Regions from separate parts of the Homo sapiens genome. Here region 2 is linked to region 1. Evidence: chromatin loops called from intact Hi-C (ENCODE). Cell type or tissue: endothelial cell of umbilical vein. All regions are shown on one strand. Links, peaks and the distances in the headings refer to the core of each region. The heading gives the core; the rest is flanking DNA. Region 1 has its middle 8.5 kb from the start of SLC22A8. Region 2 overlaps SLC22A25 (solute carrier family 22 member 25).

The links. Hi-C counts contacts between places; a loop is a spot of excess contacts. Peaks named below come from ENCODE experiments on the same cell type or tissue, not always from the same donor. Only the 100,000 strongest peaks of a DNase experiment are listed, where the experiment ranks them.
Region 2: it touches region 1 in a loop (5-fold over the local background); 38 of 110 quality-filtered maps call a loop at or near these places.

What each region holds. Positions count from the first base shown.
Region 1 is chr11:63,022,853-63,025,772 of GRCh38, reverse strand. No RefSeq gene overlaps it. Among named protein-coding and RNA genes, the nearest start is that of SLC22A8, 8.5 kb to the right of the region's middle. In endothelial cell of umbilical vein, for the core only: a CTCF peak has its summit at 1,506 (motif pointing right); a DNase peak (open chromatin) is centred at 1,502; H3K27me3 peaks cover 448 bases.
Region 2 is chr11:63,211,542-63,214,461 of GRCh38, reverse strand. The region is part of intron 7 of SLC22A25 (solute carrier family 22 member 25); the gene reads left to right. Among named protein-coding and RNA genes, the nearest start is that of SLC22A25, 31 kb to the left of the region's middle. In endothelial cell of umbilical vein, for the core only: a CTCF peak has its summit at 1,564 (motif pointing right); no DNase peak of the experiment used is centred there; H3K27me3 peaks cover 180 bases.

The DNA.
Region 1 (2,920 bases), core at 251-2,750:
AAAGGATAAGTTCAACCCCCAGTTCTGTCTGTGTCTCACACTCTCTCACCCTCTCTCACCATGTGATGCCTGCCACTATGTTATGATGCAGCACTAAGGCCATCACTAGATGCAGTACCATGCTCTTGGACTTCCCACCCTCCAGAACCATGAGCCAAATGAATCTCTTTTTTTATTTTTTTTAAATTACCCAGTCTGTGGTATTCTGTTATAGGCAACAGAAAATGGACAAAGACAATGTGGGGAGAGAGAAGCAACAGAGCAAGTGCAAGGATGGAGGCAGAAGAAAAATAAAAACTATACCCTACTTTGCACTCTACAAAATCCAGCCCATAAAATGACCCAGTTTCACAGAGATAAGACAATTTCAGATCATGACAGGTGCTATGAAGAAAATCAAACAAGACAGAGGTGATAAGAGTATGGCTAGAAGGTAAGGCAACATTGGAGTGGCTGGTAAGAAATGAAATCCCCAGAAAAAGAAGGTGACATTTGAGATGAGACCTTGATGACAAGGATGACCTGGCAATGTAAGACAATCAGGAGAACAGCATTCAAGTCAGGGTAACCAATGAGGCCAAAGGCCTGGAGGCAAAAGGAGCATGGAGTAATATCTTGGTGAGGGAGAGGTGGCAGAAAGTACTGAGGCAGGAGAGGTGATCACAGACCAGATCCTGTTGGTCAAAAAGAGGAGTGTGGGGAGAATTTTAAGCAGGAGCGTGACTGATCTAACCTAGTTTTCTAGATGTTATGGCTGCTTAGTAGAAAAAGACTTGTTGGGAAGGGCCAAAGTGAAGCCAGGAGACCATCAAGGAGGCAGTTTGCAATCCTCCAGGTGAGAAAGTATGGTGGCTTGGACCAGGGTGGTAGCAGTGAGGTAAGCAGTATTGCTCTCCCCACTTTACAGATGAGGAAGCAGAGGCCCAGAGAAGCTAAGTGACTTGATGAAGCTCATGCAGCCCTTAGGTAGCAAGATGCTTAAAATGGTAAATTTTGTGTTATGAATATTGTATTACTTTTTATTGTAATGAAATATATACAACACAAAATTTACCATTTTAACAATTTTTAAGGGTACAATAAGTGGCATTAAGTATATTCACGATGTTGTGTGACCATGACTATTATCCATTTCCAGAAATTTTTCATTATCTCGAATAGAAACTCAGTACCCATTAAACCATAACTCCCCTTTTCCCCCTCTGTGAGCCCCTGGTAACTTCTGTTCTACTTTGTGTCTCTGAATCTACCTGTTCTATATACCTCCTATAAATGGAATCATAAAATATTTGTCCTTCTGTGCCAACTTATTTTCACTTAATGTTTTTGAGACTCATCCAGTTGTCATCGTTTCCTTCCATTTTAAGACTGAATAATATTCCATTGTATGTTATACCACATTATGCTTATCCATTCATCTGTTGATGGAGGGCCGGGACTTTTACCAAGATGTCTGATTCCAACGCTATTCTGGTTGGCTCTGTTGAGCCCTGTGCAGTACCCGCTATAGCCACCAGAGGGAGCAGAGGGAACACCAGGCGGGCGCACTGCAGGCACCGGGCGGTTTCTGGGAAGAAGAGGAACAGATGCAGCCTTTTGCACACAAAATCTTACACGCAGAAACCATGCAAATAGAGGGAAGCTGGCCGCCAGGAAAGCACCCAGACTATAGAATCGGCCACAAGTGGAAGAAAGGAGAAGGAAGGGTTAGGGCTGGAAGGAGCTGCCCCTGTGATCCTGGTCCAACCCCTAAAATGGAAACAGAGGCCTCTGGCCACCCACAGTTTCCCTGACAGCTGTCCTCAGCGTGAACAACCTCCGTGCTGAAGAGCTCAGGAGGGAGGCGGAGGGGGGCCGGTCCAGTAAGGCTCGGGTTCCCATTTCTGCCCTTCTCCAGCAGCGGCGTGACCTCCAACCTGTGGCTTGCACATTTTACGGATGAGGAAACTGGGACTTGGAGCTGTTGATTGTCCAGAGCAAGTGGAAGAGGCAAGATCTGAATGCCACCACGTGCCTTGTGATTCTCTTCTCCAAGCTCAGCGCCCTGGTTTCTTCAGCCGCATCTCATGATATGTGGTCTTTAGGACTCTTCCCCACCTCATCTGGTTGGCCAGCCTCCCTACAGGCGAAACGTACAAGGGTCTGTGGCTCTTGAGGCTGGTCTGACCACCGTGGCCTCCCTCTTCTGAGCACCCAGCCTCTAATAATGCTACCCAAGTTTGCCCTGGCTGGTTTTGGCAGCCACCTCATGTTGACTGAATTTCTGTCAGTTTCAATCCCTCGGCTTTTCTCACATGTGCTGTTGCTAAGCCATTTCTCCCCCACTGCATCCTTGTGCAGCTGGGTCTTTGGATGCGAGTCCAGGAACTGACATTTATCCCTGTCAAATTCATCTTGTTCATTCATCTGACAAACATTTGTTCAGTGCCCACGCCATACCAGGCACCAGGAATACAGGAACGAAAGACAAGGCTCCTGGCCTAAGGAGCTCACATTGGTATTCATCACAGCCGTAGCCACTAGTGAGTGAGGGGCTACTGTGTGCCAGGCATACAGCCTCTGCTGGGTGCTCTATGTAGGCTGTCTTCTTAACCCTTACAGCACTGCAGTGTCGGTGGCATTGTCCCCATTTTGCAGATGGGAAAACCAGGGCTCAAAAACTTTATGAGACTTGTCTGAAATTACATTGCCAGAAGGAAGCAGGCCCAGTATTCAACCTTCCAACTGCTTTGGATCTTGATTCTGTTCTCCTACTTAGACACCTTGTATCCCAGCTTTGGGTTCTCTGAAAACCTGATAAACTTTACTTCTCTGAATTTCATCAACAGCACTGATGAAGCTAAGATGAGATCAGAGCTCTGGGGTGGGCCACCAGTGCCCCCCTGCCCAAGATAAACAGCCATCTATGATTCTGAACACT
Region 2 (2,920 bases), core at 197-2,696, 190 kb before region 1:
GGGTTTTCTTACATGCAACTGAGTTTCTGCTTACACATTCTTTAATTTCTTTTAATTCCTGTTCCATTCCTTCCTTTGGTGCTTTTTATAACAAAAGTGTTAATAGAAAGCACCACTGTTTGCCACCTCTTCACGGAGCTGCGCTTCTTCTACTGGCAGCGGCTGATATTTTGTTAATGCTATCAACTGCGCAGTAGTGTGTCAGGTTACTATTGCCTCTATAGTTGACTGTATACTCCTAACAAACTGGGTTAAAGGGCAAAGGAGGATGAGGCAGATACCAAGAATAAGCAAGAACCCACCAGAGGGTTTTGAATCCTCCAAAAGCTAAGAACCATCCTCCAAACAAGGAATCTGGGGACCACCTGGACCAAATCTGAACTGGAACATGGACCAACTTGTTCATTCTAGCTGTGATTTCCATGACAGCTAAGCCATTATCATCAATTTCTTGGCAACAGTTGGTTAAATTAAATTTTCCATGTACTCCTCCTTCTGAGGCTTTTAATTCAGCCTTCTGAGTGGAAGTCCCAGAAGGTAAGGCTTGAGCCTCGACTACCGAGTGTTGGATCACTACTACATACCTTGCATATCGCACCCCATCTGTTATGAAACTGCTACCATCAGTGAAGTATTCAACATCTGGCCTCTCCAAGGGGGTATCTCTGAGATCTTCCCGGCTCGAGAACACTTCGTCCACCATATTTATGCAACAGTGGGGAAGGTCCTGCCAGCAGTGAGGCAACCCACTGCCCTTCCAATCGGGTTTCTCCACAGACAGCAGGGTAGCTGGGTTCAAGGTATTTATAGTCTCTAGTGTTATCTGGGGATTTTCACACAGAAGTCCTTGATACTTTAGCATTCTAGAATTGGACAGCCAACGATGTCCTCTTGGCTCCATTAAGGTGACTACAGCGTGTGGCACCCGAACTATTAACTTCTGACCTAGGGCTAGCTTGTTGGCATCTTCTATAAGGATTGTGGTAGCCACCAATGCCCTGAGGCATTGGGCCAACCTAAGGCCATGAAGGTCCAGTAAGCTACCAGCTGATGCCAACAGCCCAACAACTGAGTTAAGACTCCCACTGCCATTCCCTTTCATTCATCCACATACAAAAAGAAGGGCTTTTTTTACATCTGGCAACCCAAGTGCTGGGGCCTGGATGAGAGCTTCCTTTATATCCTTGAAGGCCTTTTCCTGTTCCTTTTCCCATAGGAGGGGCTCTCTTTCCTTTCCTTTGATAGCCTCATATAAGGGAGGAGCCTTGCTATAAGGGAGAAGTTTGGAATCCAGATTCGGCAGAATCCTGCCACACCTAGAAATTCCCTGACCTGCCACTTGTAACTGGGGTGGGCAATGCACATACAGCCTCCTTGTGTGCACTTCCAAGCCTGGGCTGGCCTTGGGATACCATGAATCATAGATATCCAACCTCTCAAAAACAGACTTTTGCCTTGTCCTTGGACACTTTATAACCAGCTTCACACAGCAGGTGAAGAAGCCTCTCTATTCCTTGGAGGCATTCCTCCCTCATGGGGACAGTGAATAACAAATCATCAATGTATTGTAATAGCACACAATTGTCACTAGGTGGTGCAAAAGCCTCAAGATCTGTGGCCAAGGCCGCCTCAAAAATGGTAGAATTTTTTTTTTTTTAAATTATACTTTAAGTTTTAGGGTACATGTACACAACGTGAAGGTTTGTTACATATGTATACATAAGCCATGTTGGTACGCTGCACTCATTAACTCATCATTTAACATTAGGCTATCCCTCCCCCCTCCCCCACCCCACAACAGACCACAGTGTGTGATGTTCCCCTTCCTGCGTCCATGTGTTCTCATTGCTCAATTCCCACCTATAAGTGAGAACATGTGGTGTTTGGTTTTTTGTCCTTGTGATAGTTTGCTGAGAATGATGGTTTCCAGTTTCATCCATGTCCCTACAAAGGACATGAACTCATAATTTTTTATGGCTGCATAGTATTCCATGGTGTGTATGTGCCACATTTTCTTAATCCAGTCTATCATTGGTGGACATTTGGGTTGGTTCCAAGTCTTTGCTATTGTGAATAGTGCCACAATAAACATACGTGTGCGTGTGTCTTTATAGCAGCATGTTTTATAATCCTTTGAGTATATATCCAGTAATGGGATGGCTGGGTCAAATGGTATTTCTAGTTCTAGATCCCTGAGGAATCGCCACACTGTCTTCCACATGGTTGAACTAGTTTACAGTCCCACCAACAGTGTAAAAGTGTTCCTATTTCTCCACATCCTCTCCAGCACCTGTTGTTTCCTGACTTTTTAATGATCGCCATTCTAACTGGTGTGAGACGGTATCTCATTGTGGTTTTGATTTGCATTTCTCTGATGGCCAGTGATGATGAGCATTTTTTCGTGTGTCTTTTGGCTGCATAAATGTCTTCTTTTGAGAAGTGTCTATTCATATCCTTCGCCCACTTTTTGATGGGGTTGTTTGTTTTTTTCTTGTAAATTTGTTTGAGTTCATTGTAGATTCTGGATATTAGCCCTTTGTCAGATGAGTAGATTGCAAAAGTTTTCTCCCATTCTGTAGGTTGCCTGTTCACTCTGATGGTAGTTTCTTTTGCTGTGCAGAAGCTCTTTAGTTTAATTAGATCCCATTTGTCAATTTTGGCTTTTGTTGCCATTGCTTTTGGTGTTTTAGACATGAAGTCCTTGCCCATGCCTATGTCCTGAATGGTATTGCCTAGGTTTTCTTCTAGGGTTTTTAAGGTTTTAGGTCTAAGATTTAAGTCTTTAATCCATCTTGAATTAATTTTTGTATAAGGTGTAAGGAAGGGATCCAGTTTCAGCTTTCTACATATGGCTAGCCAATTTTCCCAGCACCAAAAATGGTAGGAGAATTCTTAAACCCTTGCGGCAGCCTTGTCCAGG